Linked DNA regions of Homo sapiens: region 1 is linked to region 2. A link is a loop called in an ENCODE intact Hi-C map of the cell type or tissue named here. Cell type or tissue: Caco-2. All regions are shown on one strand.

Region 1 (8,000 bases), 51 kb before region 2:
AGATCGTGCCATTGCACTCCAGCCTGACCGACAGAGTGAGACTCTGTCTCAAAACAAAAACAAAAACCAAAAAACCAAAACCAAAAACAAAATTAGGGTTTGCATATAATGTTCTATTTATTGTTTTAGGTTACCTTTGTTAATGTGTGTTCTCACTTATTTGTGGGAGCTAAAAATTAAAACAGTTGAACTAATGGAGATAAAGAGTAGAAGGATGGTTACCAGAGGCTGGGAAAGGTAGTGGGAGAAGTGGGCGGGGGGTGGGGGGTGTGGTAAGTGGAGATGTTTAATGGGTACAAAAAAGTTGGAAAGAATGGATAAGCTGAGTGTGGTGGCTCACGCCTGTAATCCCAGCACTGTGAGAGGCCAAAGCAGGCGGGTCACTTGAGCTCAGGAGTTTGAGACCAGCCATGAGCAACGTGACAAAACCCTGTCTCTACAAAAAATACAAAAATTAGCCAGGCGTGGTAGCTTGTGAATGTAGTTCCAGCTACTCAGGAGGCTGAGGTGGGAGGATGGCCTGAGCCCAGCAGGCAGAGGTTGCAGTGAATCGAGGTCTTGCCACTGCACTCCAACCTGGGCAATGCTGTCTCAAAAACAAAAAGCAAACAAAACAAACAAAAAGAAAAAAGAAAAAAAAAGAGAGAAAAAAAGAAAAGAAAAAAGAATGAATGAATAAGACCTAGTATTTGCTAGCACAACTGGGTAACTACAGCAAAACATAATTTAATCATCCCTTTAAAAATAACTAAAAGAGTATAATTAGATTGTTTGTAACACAAAGGATAAATACTTGAAGTGATGGAAATCCCATTTACCCTGATGTGACTATTGCACATTACATTCCTGTATCAGAATATCTCATGTAACCCTTATATACACCTATTATGTACCCACAAATATTAAAAATTAATAAGAACATATCATGCTGATTAGCTGGGTGTGGTGGCACGCGCCGTAGTCCCAGCTACTCAGGAGGCTGAAACAGGAGGATTGCCTGAGCCCAGGAGTTCAAGGTTACAGTGAGCTATGATGGCACCACTGCACTGCAGTCTGGGCAACAGAGTGAGACACTGTCTTAAAAAAAAATATGTATATATATATGTGTGTGTGTGTGTGTGCATGTATGTATACACACATATATATAGTATGCTGAATGAAGATAATTTTCAATTAAATGGATTGATAGGATGTTTTAATTATAGACAATTATAATCAGATATAGACAATTATAATCAGTTTACTGATTTTAGTTAAAGGTTGAATTTGTACTCTCTAAAGTAACAGTGATTTATATCACGCAGCTAAAGGATCTATTAAGGAGAACTGTAGAAGGATTTGTAAAACTCTTTGACCCAAAAGATCAACAAAGGCTGCCAATATTTAAGATAGAATTGACATTTGATGACGACAAAATGGAATTTTATCCTACCTTTCAAGATTTGGAAGATAATGTCTTGAGTTTGGTGGAACGAATAGCCGAAGCTCTGCAGGTATTACATCTTTACCCATCGGGAAAGAATTTTAAATTATTTGAATTGAATCTCTATGCAGTGTATGTGTACATACAATGTTATGACTCTTTCTGTTATTTTCCTCCCCCAATTATTTCAAATTAGAAATTGCTTTCTCTTTGAAAAAGTCGCTTGAAGGCTGGAGATGACATTTTCCTTCTTAGAACTTTTCTTGTAGCTATGAATTGATTTTTTTATTTGCATGTCTCATCTCCTCTGAGTTGTGAGCTTCTTAAGAACAAGATCTAATTGATATTTGTTCTTTCTAGAGCTTTCTGGCATAATTACTTTGTCAATAAATATTTGTCAGCCGGGCGCAGTGCCTCACGCCTGTAATCCCAGCACTTTAGGAGGCCGAGGCAGGCGGAACACAAGGTCAGGAGATCAAGACCATCCTGGCCAACATGGTGAAACCTCATCTCTGCTAAAAATACAAAAATTAGCTGGGCATGGTGGCGCGTGCCTGTACTCCCAGCTACTCAGGAGGTTGAGGCAGGAAAACCCCTTGAACCAGGGAGTCGGAGGTTGCAGTGAGCCAAGATCACCCCACTGCACTCCAGCCTAGTGACACAGTGAGACTCCGTCTCAAAAAAAAAAAAACCAATAATAAATAAATAAATAAATATTTGACAAATATTTATTTGTCAGTAAATAATTAGTCAATAAATATTTGTTGGATGATAGAAAACTAACCCAACTTAAGGTTTTCTTTGTTTTGTTTTGTTTTGTTTGAGACAGGGTCTCACTGTGTTACCTAGGCTGAAATGCAGTGGCTATTCACAGACATGATCATAGCACACTGCTGCCTCGAACTCCTGGGCTCAAGTGATCTTCTTGCCTCAGCTTCCCAAGTAGCTGGGACAATAGGCATGTGCTACTGCACCTGGCCCAACTTGTTTTATGTTAGACTACAAACTATACAATTTTAAATTATTATTTTATGTCAAGTTATTTTTTCTTGGGCCATTGAAATCTGAAAAGAATGTTTTAAAATATAGTATAAGATCTACATATAGGCCAGGCGCAATGGCTCACGCCTGTAATCCTAACACTTTGGGAGGATGAGGCGGGCGGATTGCCTGAGCTCAGGAGTTCGAGACCAGCCTTACCAACACTGTGAAACCCCATCTCTACTAAAATACAAAAAATAGGCCAGGCATGATGGCTCACGCCTGTAATCCCAGGACTTTGGGAGGCTGAGGTGGGCGGATCACGAGGTCAGGAGTTCGAGACCAGCCTGACCAACATGGTGAAACCCCGTCTCTAAAAATACAAAAATTAGCTGGGCGTGGTGGCGTGCGCCTGTAATCCTAGCTACTCAGGAGGCTGAGGCAGGAGAATCGCTTGAACCTGGGAGGCGGAGGTTGCAGTGAGCCGAGATCGCACCAATGCGCTCCAACCTGGGTGATAGAGCAAGACTCCGTCTCCAAAGGAAAAAAAAAAAGATCTACATATAGATTAATTATACAGTTAGATATTTATTGTATACATTGTTATTATTTTTATTTGTGTTAGAATGTCCAAACAATCCCCTCTTGGCTATCAGGAACTTCAACACCAGTAAATCTTGACACAGAACTTCCTGAACACGTGTTACACTGGGCTGTTGATACACTGAAGGCAGCAGTACATCGGAACTTAGAAGGTGCAAGAAAGCATTATGAGACATATGGTGTGTATGACATACATAATATTATACCATTTGTCATCACTTTATTTGTGCTAGAATTTGGTCAGATGTTTGTTTGTCTGGGGCTGCCATGAAAGAACAGGGAGAGCCAGAAGTGAGCATAGGCGTAGCTTTTGGCAGAGTCAAGAATCCAACCCAGGGAGGCCGAGGCGGGCGGATCACAAGGTCAGGAGATCGAGACCATCCTGGCTAACACGGTGAAACCCCGTCTCTACTAAAAAATACAAAAAATTAGCCGGGCGTCGTGGCGGGCGCCTGTAGTCCCGGCTACTCGGGAGGCTGAGGCAGGAGAATGGCGTGAACCCAGGAGGCGGAGCTTGCAGTGAGCCGAGATCGCGCCACTGCTCTCCAGCCTGGGCGATAGAGCGAGACTCCGTCTCAAAAAAAAAAAAAAGAATCAAACCCAATACATTTTGTTGTCCAGTCCAAAGGGTGCATATGAACTGGAGCAGGGTGATAAAGTCAAAGGCAGAGAGAAGAAATGTTGGGAATAATTCAAGGGTAAAAGCAAGGTAGTTTCTGAGAATAGTTTCAAAGAGCCTGTAGCTCAATTTTATTGGTCTGTAGTCTTCTCAAGTGTGTGTGAGGTCAGGATGTATGGTTATTCTTTGACATTCTATTAACCAATATCTTCTATTAATTGGTGTATATGTACCCCTAAGTTATTCTTAAAAGCCTCAAATACTCTAATACCTTTGTTTTAAAATGTCTGTTTAACTTGGTTTCCTTTTATTCTACCCATTTTCTTAAAATATAGTAAATCATGTATGTTAATACTCTATTAATAATAATATTTAATTGAGTAGGTCCCCATTCCATGATCATATAAAAAAAGTGTTTTATCTTCTAAAAAGGGTATTATTGAGATTTTAATTAGATTATTAATTTTCAGTTGAAAAATATAATTGGCTCCTTGATGGGACTGCAGTTGAGAATATAGAGACTTTTCAGACAGAAGATCATACTTTTGATGAATATACAGAGGTAAGCGGTAATTCTGTTTTTATTAATGCGTTTTGAATTTTTTTGTAACATTAGGATCTTTCCATTCTAAAAAGTAAATGCTTAAATAGAATTTCTTATTTAAAATATCATTTCAGTAAAACTCATTGTCTTACCTTACAATTTCTTTAGTCATTCATTTACTCATTTATTAATTCAATAAAAATTTCCTTATCACATTCAGACACCTAACAAGATTTGGTGATGCAAAAATAAATGAAAGGGTGGGAATGGTGGCTCATGCCTGTAATCCCAGCACTTTGAGACGCCAAGGCAAGAGGATTGCTTGAGCCCAGGAATTTGAGACCAGCCTGGGCAACATAGTGAGACCGTGTCTCTACGAAAGTTTTTTTGTTTTTGTTTTTGTTTTTGTTTTTGAATTAGCCAGGTATGGTGGTGCATGCCTGTAGTCCTTCTTACTCAGGAGGCTGAGGCAAGAGGATAACTTGAGCCCAGGAGGTTGAGGCTGCAGTGAGCTCTGATTGCACCACTGTACTCCAGCTGGGCAACAGGGCGAGACACTGTCTTAAAAAAAAGGCATAAGCACTGTCTTCAGGAGCTTATATTTGGCCTGGAAGCCTGACACGGAAATAACAACTATAGAGATAAGTACTAGAATAGAGATATGGACAAAGTGTTGTTTGCTTTGGGAAATTGGTGAAGAGATTATGCAAGAAGTGAAATGTGAGTTGGGCTTTGAAATAGATTTTATAGGTGGAGAAGGGAGGGGATGTAGCATGAACCAGGGTGTTCAGAGAATATAAATGAATGAAAATAGTTAAAGAATAGGGAACAGGGACACAGTACATGGAAGATTTAGAATATGATGAAGTTCGAAATGTAAGTTGGAGCCACATGGGAAAATCCTGGAGTATCTTTGCTCAAGAGTTTGTACTTTGTTCTGAAGGTTTTTCGCTGTGGAAGTAATCTATTCGGATCTGAGTTTTAGAAAGATAATTCTGGGCTGGGTGCAGTGGCTCACACCTGTAATCTCAGCACTTTAGGAGGCCAAGGCGGGTGGATCACCTGAGGTCAGGAGTTCGAGACCAGCCTGGCCAACATGGCGAAACCCCATCTCTACTAAAAATACAAGAATTAGCCAAGCATGGTGGTCCATGCCTGTAATCCCAGCTACTAGGGGGGGCTGAGGAGTAGGATCGCTTGAACCTGGGAGGCGAAGGTTGCAGTGAGCGGAGCTCATGCCACTGCACTCCAGCCTGGGCAACAGAGTAAGGCTCCATCTCAAAAAAAAAAAAAGGTAATTCTGATAGTAGTGGGGAAAAGGCAATTGAAAGAAAAAAGATTCCTACCTCCTCAAGGGACCTTGTTCTATTGGTTAAAACTGGCATATTTCTTCATTTTCCCCCTTTCTATTGACTGTTTAGATTTTTTAATGTATACTTTATACATTTTAATTTTTCTAACATCTTAAATTTTAAACATATAGAGTTTTGTTTTGTTTTTTGAGACAGGGTCTCACTCTCTTGCCCAGGCTGGAGTGCAGTGGCATGATCATGGCTCACTACAGCCTTAACCTCCCGGGTTCAAGCAGTCCTCCACTTCAGCCTCCCGAGTAGCTGAGACTGGAAGCGTACACCTCCATGCCTGGCTAATTTTTTTAAGAAGTATATATATATATATATATATATATATATTTTTTTTTTTTTTTTTTGTAGAGATGGTGTCTCCTTATGTTTCCCCAGGTGGTTTTGAACTTCTAAGCTCAAGCAGTCCTCCCACCTTGGCCTCTCAAAGTGTTGGGATTGTAGGCATGAGCCACCACACCCAGCCTGTACAGAGAAATTGAAGGAATTTTACAAAGCATACCACCTACATTCTAGGATTTTGCTATATTTATTTGTCATTCCATCCCTTTTAAAAATTCTTTATTAATTTCAAGAGAAATTAACTTTAAAAAATCAACTTGACATTTAGTTTACATACAATAAACTGTACCCATTTTAATTGTACAGTTATATGAGTTTTGACAAATGTGTACACTTACGTAACCATCACCAGAATTAAGATGTAGAACATTTCTCCTACCTCAGAAACCTTCCTTATACCCCATCCTGGTCAATTCTCCCCAACTCTGACCTCAGGAAACTGCTGACATGCTTTCTGTTACTATAGATTAGGTTTTTGTTTTCTAAAGTTTCAGATAAATAGAATCATATATACATACTCTTTTGCATCTGATTTCTTTTACTAGCATAAAGTTTTTGAGATTTATTTGTTTTGTGTCAGTAGTTTATTCCTCTTTTGTTTTTGTTTTTGTGTGTGTGTGTTTTTGTTTTTGTTTTTGAGACGGAGTCTTGCTCTGTTGCCCAGGCTGGAGTGCAGTGGTGCAATCTCGGCTCACTGCAACCTCCGCCTCCCAGGTTCAAGCCATTCTCCTGCTTCAGCCGCCCGAGTAGCTGGGATTACAGGCACCCATCACCATGGCCAGCTAATTTTTTGTGTTTTTAGTAGAGATGGGGTTTCACCATGTTAGCCAGGATGGTCTCGACCTCCTGACCTCATGATCCGCCCACCTCGGCCTCCCAAAATGCTGGGATTACAGGTGTGAGCCACCGCGCCTAGCCTAACTTATTCCTTTTATTGCTTAGTAGTATTTCACTGTATAGGTATATAGTTTCTTTATTCATTCACGTTTTGATGGATATTTGAGATGTTTCCAGTTTTTGGCTATTATGAATAAAGTTACTATGGTCTTCTGTTTACAAGTCTTTGTGCGGACATATGCTTTCATTTCTCTTTCTAGGAGCTGGATTGCTGGGTGGTATGGGAAGTGTATTTTTAACTTTTTAAGAAACTGTTAAGCCAGGCATAGTAGCTTGCACCTGTAGTCTCAGCTACTCAGGAGGCTGAGGTGAAAGGATTACTGGAGCCTAGGAGTTCGAGTCTGCAGTGAGTTATGATCATGCCACTGCACTCCAACTTGAGTGACAGAGCAAAACTCTTTGTCTCAAAAAACAGAAGAAACTTAAATTTCTTTCAAAGTTGTTATACCATTTACAATCTCACCAGCAGTGTATGAGATTTCCAGTTCTTCCACATCCTTTTCAACCTTTGGGCTTATCAGTCTTTTACTTTTTACTATTGTTTTATTTTTTCCCACTGCACTTTCACATCTAGATTATCAGTCTTTTTAATTTCATGTGTATATTGGTATCCCACTGTGGTTTTAATTTGCATTTCCCTGATGACTAATGATGTTTAGCATCTTTTAACATGTCATGTTCCATCTGTGTATCTTTTTACTAATAAAAATAAAGTGTCTTTTGTTTGTACATTTTAAATTGGGTTTTTATGTTTTATTGTTGAGCTATAATGGATGTATTTTATTGGACTATATTGTTATAATCAATGTTATGGAGTTTTAAGAATTCTTTATATATTCTGGGTAAAAGTCTTGTATCTGAAATAGTTTTGCAAATATTATCTCATAGTTTATGCCTTGACATTTTATTTTTATAACAATGTCTTTCAAAGAGCAGACATTTTATATTATAATTAATTCTAGTCTATCAATTTTTTTCTTCTGAGGTTCATACGTTTTGTGTCCTAAGAAATCTTTCCTACTGCATGATCATAAAGATTTGTTCCTACATTTTACTCTGGAAGCTTTTCTTAGAATTCCTAAACAACACATGTGATTGTCTAGAAGTTTTATAGTTGTAGCTTTCACATTTAGGTCTATGACCCATTGTAAGTTAACTTTTGTATGTGGTGTGGGATATGGGTCACTGTTCAGGTGTTTTTCATGTGGACATCCAGCTGCCCCAGCATCA
Region 2 (8,000 bases):
AGTTGTACTTTGTATTTCTCAAATGTTCTGGACATCTGAGACACAGGAAGTGATAAGTGGCGGGACGGAGGTAAAGCATTGTTTGCTTTTAAGTAACATCCTTCATTCCAGGTTTTTTAAAATTTAATTTTATTATTTTTAGAAATGAGATCTTGCTATGCTACCCAGGCTAGTCTTGAACTCCTGGCCTCAAGAAATCCTCCCACTTCAACCTCCCAAAGTATTAGGATTAGAGGCATGAGCCACTGTGCCTGGCCCCATCCTATGTTTCTTAGTTAACTTATCTATTGTTTGCAAAGACAATACGTCTGTCAGTTTCTATATATAATCTTAAAATTACAACTATTCATTTTTTTTTTTTTTTGAGATGTAGTTACGCTCTTGTTGCCTAGGCTGGAGTGCAAAGGCATGATCTCGGCTCACTGCAACCTCCGCCTCCCAGGTTCAAGTGATTCTCCTGCCTCAGCCTTCCGAGTAGCTGGAATTACAGGCATGTGCCACCACACCCGGCTAATTTTGTATTTTTAGTTGAGATGGGGTTTATCCATGTTGGTCAGGCTGGTCTTGAACACCTGACCTCAGGAGATCCGCCCACCTTAGCCTCCCAAAGTGCTGGGATTAGAGGCATGAACCGCTGCACCTGGCCTGAGAACTTGTTCTTAATATTTTACTGGGCTTAGACAAAATCACTCACAAAATTCATTTCTCCATGTGTGTATGTGTGTGTGTGTGTTTAGAGACAGGGTCTTGCTCTGTCACCCAGGCTGGAGTGCAATGGCGTAGTCATAGCTCAGTATAACCTCAAACTCCTGGGCTCAAGCTATCCTGTTGCCTCAGCCTCTGAATTGCTAGGACCACAGGCACACACCACCACATCTGGCTAATTTAAAAATTTTTTTATAGAGACAGGGGTCTCTCTGCTTTGCCAGGCTGGTCTTGAAATCATGTCCTCAAATGATCTTCCCACCTTGCGCCTGGTGCCGTGGCTCACACCTGTAATCCTAGCACTTTGGGAGACCGAGGTGGGTGGATCACTTGAGGTCGGGGTTCGAGACCAGCCTGGCCAACATGGTAAAACCTCATCTCTACTAAAAACACAAAAAATTAGCCAGACCTACTGGCACATGCCTGTAGTCCCAGCTACTCAGGAGGCCAAGGCAGGAGAATCACTTGAACCCAGGAGGCGGAGGTTGTAGTGAGCCGAGATCCCACCACCGCAGCCTGGGCGACAGAGACTCAGTCTCAAAAAAAAAAAAGAAGATCCTCCCATCTTAACCTCCTAGATGCTGGGATTTTAGGCATGAGCCACCACGCTTGAACTCATTTCTATATTGAGATAGATTAAGAAGTCAGAATTGTTTTATAAAAGACTAAATATATAAAATACATGTTTTAAGTATGATGTGACATCAATTAGATTGCTTTTTTTTTTATTTTGTAGGGATTAAAGAAGTATTATAAGGAACTTCAGAACCAACTGAATGAGATTGTAGAGCTGGTAAGAGGAAAGTTGTCTAAGCAGACCAGGACCACTCTGGGGGCTTTGGTTACTATTGATGTCCATGCTAGAGATGTGGTCATGGACATGATTAAAATGGGTATGTGACTTTTTCTTTAATTTTTAAAGATAAAATGTTGATAGCATCTGGAAACAAAGACTTGTACTATATGTATTCTTCTCTCAACAGAATTTTTTTAACACAATCTTTTTTATAAGTTGGCAAACATGAATTATTTTTAGTATTTGCTGTTATAAAAGATAAAATACTTCTTTTTAAAATTATTTCCATTTAAGGATCATGTGTCTTATTTTACTTTATTTTTTCTAGGTGTCTCACATGATACAGATTTCCTGTGGCTTGCTCAGCTCCGATATTATTGGGAAAATGAGAATGCCCGAGTTCGTATCATTAATTGCAATGTAAAATATGCTTATGAATATCTTGGTAACTCACCTCGACTTGTCATTACGCCTCTAACTGACAGGTGTTACAGAACATTGGTATGCATTTAAATTATCTTAATTCACACATTAATAATTACTTTTTGCTGTAGCGTCATCTTTTCTCTCTTGTCTTACCTGGAGTAGTTGAATACAATTATCCCTTTCTAATCCTGAATTCTCTTTATGCAAAATTATAATAGTGAATATTTACTTCTGGGTGCTTTTGTAGCATACAAGAGTGTTTGAACTTTATCGTATGAAAGTTGTGAGTCACTCCGATGGGGGATAATTAGAAAGAGGAGAGTATTGACAATATAATGAGAAAACTGGAGCTTTGGAAAATGGTATCAGTTTTTGCAGTGGCGTCTTGGGAGAGATGACAGGAAGATGAGAAAAGTACATTTGGGCCTTAGGACACCAAATTAGTGCTGTTAAGTAGGATGGAGAGATGAAATGTATGGGGGTGGTGCTGAGACCTGAGATCCAGAGCTGAAGCTATGGAGGATAGAGCTGTTCAACTATAAAAACCCTGGGAATGTGGTTGCCGGATAAAATACAGGATTCCCAGGTAAATTTGAATTTCAGACAAACAACAAATAATTTTTTAATGTAAGTAAATATGTCCCAAATATTGCATGGGACATACTTACACTAATAAATTATTCATTGTTTATCTGAATGGTAGCAGTGGAAATTACCCAAGTCACATGGCACCAAAATATGTTACCAGTGGAGCATATCTGTATCGGTACCAGACTGCAGCGACCTCAATTCTTACCTCCTCAGAAGAAAGAATTCAACTGAGGGGCATAAGGCAGAAAGAGACTGAGGCAGGGTTTAGAGCAGGAGCGAAAGTTCATTAAGTGTTGGAGCAGGAACGAAAGGGGGTAAAGCACACTTCAAGGAGGCCCAAGTGAGTGACTTGAGAGATCAAGTACGCAGCTTGACCTTTTGACTTTTATACATTGACATACTTCCTGGGTCTTGCATTACTTCTCCCCACTCACCCAACTCCTGAGATCTTATGGGGAAACAGCTGATCACCAGTTTCAGGTGTTTTCTGTTTGTTAGGAGCACGCCCATCCCTGGTACCAGCTGTGACCAATTATTACTTTAGAGAGACAGTTAACAACACCTGACCATCACCTGATGGTCACCGGACACTCCTGGTGTGTGTGGGGTGAGGCGCGCTCTCCGGCTCTGCTCATACCTGACTAGCTACCCACTGTAACAGAATTTTTTGTTTGTTTTGTTTTGTTCTGAGACAGAATCTCGCTCTGCCGCCCAGGCTGGAATGCAGTGGCGCCATCATGGCTCACTGCAACCTCTGCCACCTGGGCTCAAGGAGATCCTCCTACCTCAGCCTCCTAAGTAGCTGGGACTACAGGCAGATGCCAACACACCCAGCTAATTTTTGTATTTTTTTAGTAGAGATGGGGTTTCAGCCACGTTGCTTGCCCAAGCTGGTCTTGAACTCCTGGGCTCAAGCCATCTGCCTGCCTCAGCCTTCCAAAGTGCTGGGATTGCAGACGTGAGCCACTGGGCCCGGCCGTTATCTGAAATAAAATTTAACTGGGCATTCTGTATTTTTATTTGCTAAATCTGGCAACCCTTCCTACGGGAATTGAGAAGGAGCATCAAGAAGTACCACTCTACCTGTGCTGAGTAAGTGAAATTAAAGTGTCTTCGAATGAGTTATCTTAAAGCAGAAATGAAGTGGCAATTCTTGTGCAAAGGATTTATTAGGTAATGTTCTTAGTAAAAACCTGTAGGGAAATAAGGACAGCAGGATGGGACAGTAAAAAGTTAAGCAAAGATGTGGTTTCAACAGATGTACAGTTGTAGCCTGCTCTCACAGGGCACTCTGAAGCATGAATGGCACGAATTATTCCACTTCAAAGCAGCAGGGTCTGACTTTTGTACCCGTTTAATGTCATTGACTAAGGGTCACCCCTGGGGCAGGGATATGAGTAAGCTTTCAGGCATTTTCTTGCTGATAAGGAGAAAAGAGCAGCTGTGAACTATTTGCAACTGACACAGCAAATGGGGGATGAATGCAATGGCTGGGTAAAGGGGCTCTGGGTAGGGCAACAATGGATCTGGGAGAAAAGATTTCACCAAACCCTTTATTTTCTCGGGTAGCTGCCTGTGGGCAAGAACTATGTCTGTCTTGTTCTCTACTCTAGTGCTGAACAAGGACACAGTTATCCCTAAATATTTGTTGAGCAGATGAATTTCAAAATAGGATGTCATATCTGTTACCTCTGTGAAGTCAGAAGCTGTGGTGTGCTTGTAAGGTGGGGGCTAACAACTTTGAGTTGTAAAAATCAGAATCATATTCAACACTTTTTGAGATGGAGTTTCGCTCTTGTTGCCCAGGCTAGAGTGCAATGGTGCGATCTCGGCTTACCACAACCTCCGCCTCCCTGCTTCAAGCGATTCTCCTGCCTCAGCCTCCCAAGTAGCTGGGATTACAGGCATGTGCCACCACGCCCAACTAATTTTGTGTTTTTGGTAGAGACAGGGTTTCTCCATGTTATGTAGGCTGGTCTCAAACTCCCTACCTCAGGTGATCTGCCCACCTCAGCCTCCCAAAGTGCTGGGATTACAGGCATGAGCCACCTCACTGGGCCACCTTTTTTTTTTTTTAAATTGAGACAGTCTCACTCTGTCACCCAGGCTGGAGTGCAGTGGTGCGATCTTGGCTCACTACAACCTCCGCCTCCCAGGTTCAAGTGATTCTCCTGCCTCAGCCTCCCAAATAGCTGGGATTACAGGCATGTGCCACTGTACCTGGCTGATTTTTGTATTTTTCGTAGAGACAGGGTTTCACCATGTTGGCCAGGCTGGTCTTGAACTCCTGACCTCAAGTGATCCACCTGCCTATGCCTCCCAAAGTGTTGGGATTACGGGTGTGAGCCACTGTGCCCACCCGGGATCATATTAAACGCTTGAATATAACACTAGACACTGAGAAAAAGTCTCCTAGTGAGAGATGACAGCGTGATGGCAGTCCTCAGAGCCCTCGCTTGCTCTCGGCGCCTCCTCTGCCTGGGTTCCCACTTTGGCGGCACTTGAGGAGCCCTTCGGCCCGCCGCTGCACTGTGGGAGCCCCTTTCTGGGCTGGCCAAGGCTGGAGCCCACTCCCTCAGCTTGCAGGGAGGTGTGGAGGGAGAGGCGCGAGCGGGAACCAAGGCTGCGTGCGGCGCTTGCGGGCCAGCTGGAGTTACAGGTGGGCGTGGGCTTGGCGGGCCCCGCACTCTGAGCAGCCGGCCAGCCCTGCCGGCCCCGGGCAATGAGGGACTTAGCACCTGGGCTAGTGGCTGTGGAGGGTGTACTGGGTCCCCCAGCAGTGCCAGCCCACCAGCGCTGCGCTCGATTTCTCACCGGGCCTTAGCTGCCTTCCCGCCGGGCATGGCTCGGGACCTGCAGCCCGCCATGCCTGAGCCTCCCACCCACTCCATGGGCTCCTGTGCGGCCGGAGCCTCCCTGAGGAGCACCACCCCCTGCTCCATGGCGCCCAGTCCCATCGACCACCCAAGGGCTGAGGAGTGCGAGCGCACAGCGTGGGACTGGCAGGCAGCTCCACCTGCAGCCCGGGTGTGGGATCCACTAGGTGAAGCCAGCCGGGCTTCTGAGTCTGGTGGGGACATGGAGAGTCTTTATGTCTAGCTCAGGGATTGTAAATACACCAATCAGCACCCTGTGTTTAGCTCAAGGTTTGTGAGTGCACCAATCAACACTCTGTATCTAGCTGCTCTGGTGGGGCCTTGGAGAACCTTTATGTCTAGCTCAGGGTTGTAAATACACCAATCGGCACTCTGTATCTAGCTCAAGGTTTGTAAACACACCAATCAGCACCCTGTGTTTAGCTCAAGGTTTGTGAGTGCACCAATCAACACTCTGTATCTAGCTGCTCTGGTGGGGCCTTGGAGAACCTTTATGTCTAGCTCAGGGTTGTAAATACACCAATCGGCACTCTGTATCTAGCTCAAGGTTTGTAAACACACCAATCAGCACCCTGTGTTTAGCTCAAGGTTTGTGAGTGCACCAATCAACACTCTGTATCTAGCTACTCTGGTGGGGCTTTGGAGAACCTTTGTGTCCATACTCTGTATCTAACTAATCTGATGGGGACGTGGAGAGCTTTGTATCTAGCTCAGGGATTGTAAATGCACCAATCAGCACCCTGTTAAAACAGGCCACTCGCTCTACCAATCAGCAGGATGTGGGTGGGGCCAGATAAGAGAATAAAAGCAGGCTGCCTGAGCCAGCATTGGCAACATGGTCGGGTTCTATTCCACGCTGTGGAAGCTTTGTTCTTTTGCTTTTTGCAATAAATCTTGCTACTGCTCACTCTGGGTCCACTGAGCTGTCACACTCACTGCGAAGACCTACAGCTTCACTCCTGAAGCCAGCGAGACCACGAGCCCCCCTGGGAGGAACGAACAACTCCAGACGTGCTGCATTAAGAGCTTTAACACTCAGGGCGAAGGTCTGCAGCTTCTCTCCTGAAGCCAGTGAGAGCACGAGCCCACCAGGAGGAATGAACAAGTCCAGACGTGCTGCCTTAAGAGCTGTAACACTCACTGTGAAGGTCTGCAGCTTCACTCCTGAGCCAGCGAGACCACGAACCCACCAGAAGGAAGAAACTCCCAACACATCCGACCATCAGAAGGAACAAACTCTGGATGCGCCACCTTAAGAGCTGTAAGACTCACCTCGAGGGTCCGCGGCTTCATTCTTGAAGTCAGTGAGACCAAGCACCCACCAATTCCAGACACACTAGTATATTTATTATTCACAATAAAGGGAACATGTTTGTGAACATTTTCTTAAAATTGAAAAGGAAGAGCCCGAGGTTTTCAGCAATCAAGTTAATGGGCATTAACAATATGGCATCCATTATAAATTTAAAATAGGTTGGCCAGGTGTGGTAGCTCATGCCTATAATCCCAGGACTTTGGGAGACTAAGGCAGGAGGATGGCTTGAGCTCAGGAGTTTGAGACCAGCTTGGGCAACACAGTGAGACCTCTTCTCTACTAAAAATACAAAAAATAAACTGAGTGTGGTGGCATACACCTATAGTCCTCGCTACTCGGGAGGCTGAGGTGGGAGGGTTGCTTGAGCCCAGGAGGCAGAGGGGCACCTAGTCAAGATCTCACCACTGTGCTCCAGCCTGGGTAATAGAGCAAGACCCGGTCTCAAAAAATAAAATAAAATGGATGAACTATCACTGATACTGCATTTTTTACACTAGCTGTCTCTCTTGGATTTTTAAAATAAAGTAAAAATAAAGTAAAAATATTTATCACTTTGTGGTTTACTTATTTTTAAAGGTAGACCTTTTTTTGAGCAGTTCTAGGTTCATAGCAAAATTAAGAGCAAACTGCAGAGTTCACTTATTCCCCCTACCCCCCTTACATGCACAGCCTTGGTCACTTAGCCGTACTTTTTCTAAAAGAAGTTAAATTTGAAACTCCCGTGAAACAGACTCCATAGTTAGAGCTGACTGTAATTTATGTTTCTAAAAATTTCCAGCCACTATTCCAGTCATTGTGGGGACCCAGGAATAATTCAAATACTGCTGATATTGTCATTAAGCACTTTAAAGACTAATTGATGAGAAAAAAGAATGTACGTAATTAAGTATAATACAAGGTAGAAAGTGATACTACCGGTAAGAGAAGCATAGAGCAGTTTTATGGGAATGTAGAAAATGGAGAACATACCAAGAGTAAAAGGCAATAGCCAGGCAAATCGTAGACAAAATTATATAATAGGTCATCTGTTTCTTTTCCCAATCATGGGTGCCATTTATAGCTCTCACTTTCTGGTGTTTTACCCCCTTTGCAGTGAGCCATCTAGAATGTGTCATTATTGTCCTCCACAACCATCTCCACAACCACTTCTAATTAAAACCTTCCTGAACTAATTTTACCCCCATAAGGCTAGATTGTTTTTAAAAACAAATGGGATACCTATGAAAGTGTCAGAAGACAAGTTTTGATACATTGTCACTTTTTTGAACGTTTTAAAATGCTTTCTCTTCAT

The links. A loop is a pair of places that touch in the nucleus more often than their neighbours do. Peaks named below come from ENCODE experiments on the same cell type or tissue, not always from the same donor. Only the 100,000 strongest peaks of a DNase experiment are listed, where the experiment ranks them.
Region 1: it touches region 2 in a loop (5-fold over the local background); 3 of 110 quality-filtered maps call a loop at or near these places.

The regions. Positions count from the first base shown.
Region 1 is chr3:57,497,509-57,505,508 of GRCh38, reverse strand. DNAH12 (dynein axonemal heavy chain 12) reads left to right here. Exons shown (of 74, transcript NM_001366028.2): 9 at 1,305-1,493; 10 at 3,030-3,186; 11 at 4,097-4,188. Among named protein-coding and RNA genes, the nearest start is that of DNAH12, 43 kb to the left of the region's middle. In Caco-2, no CTCF peak of the experiment used is centred here; a DNase peak (open chromatin) is centred at 4,738.
Region 2 is chr3:57,446,845-57,454,844 of GRCh38, reverse strand. It overlaps DNAH12 (dynein axonemal heavy chain 12), which reads left to right. Exons shown (of 74, transcript NM_001366028.2): 23 at 1-70; 24 at 1,442-1,598; 25 at 1,830-2,002. Among named protein-coding and RNA genes, the nearest start is that of DNAH12, 93 kb to the left of the region's middle. RefSeq lists an enhancer at 4,710-5,623. In Caco-2, no CTCF peak of the experiment used is centred here; DNase peaks (open chromatin) are centred at 3,114 and 3,884.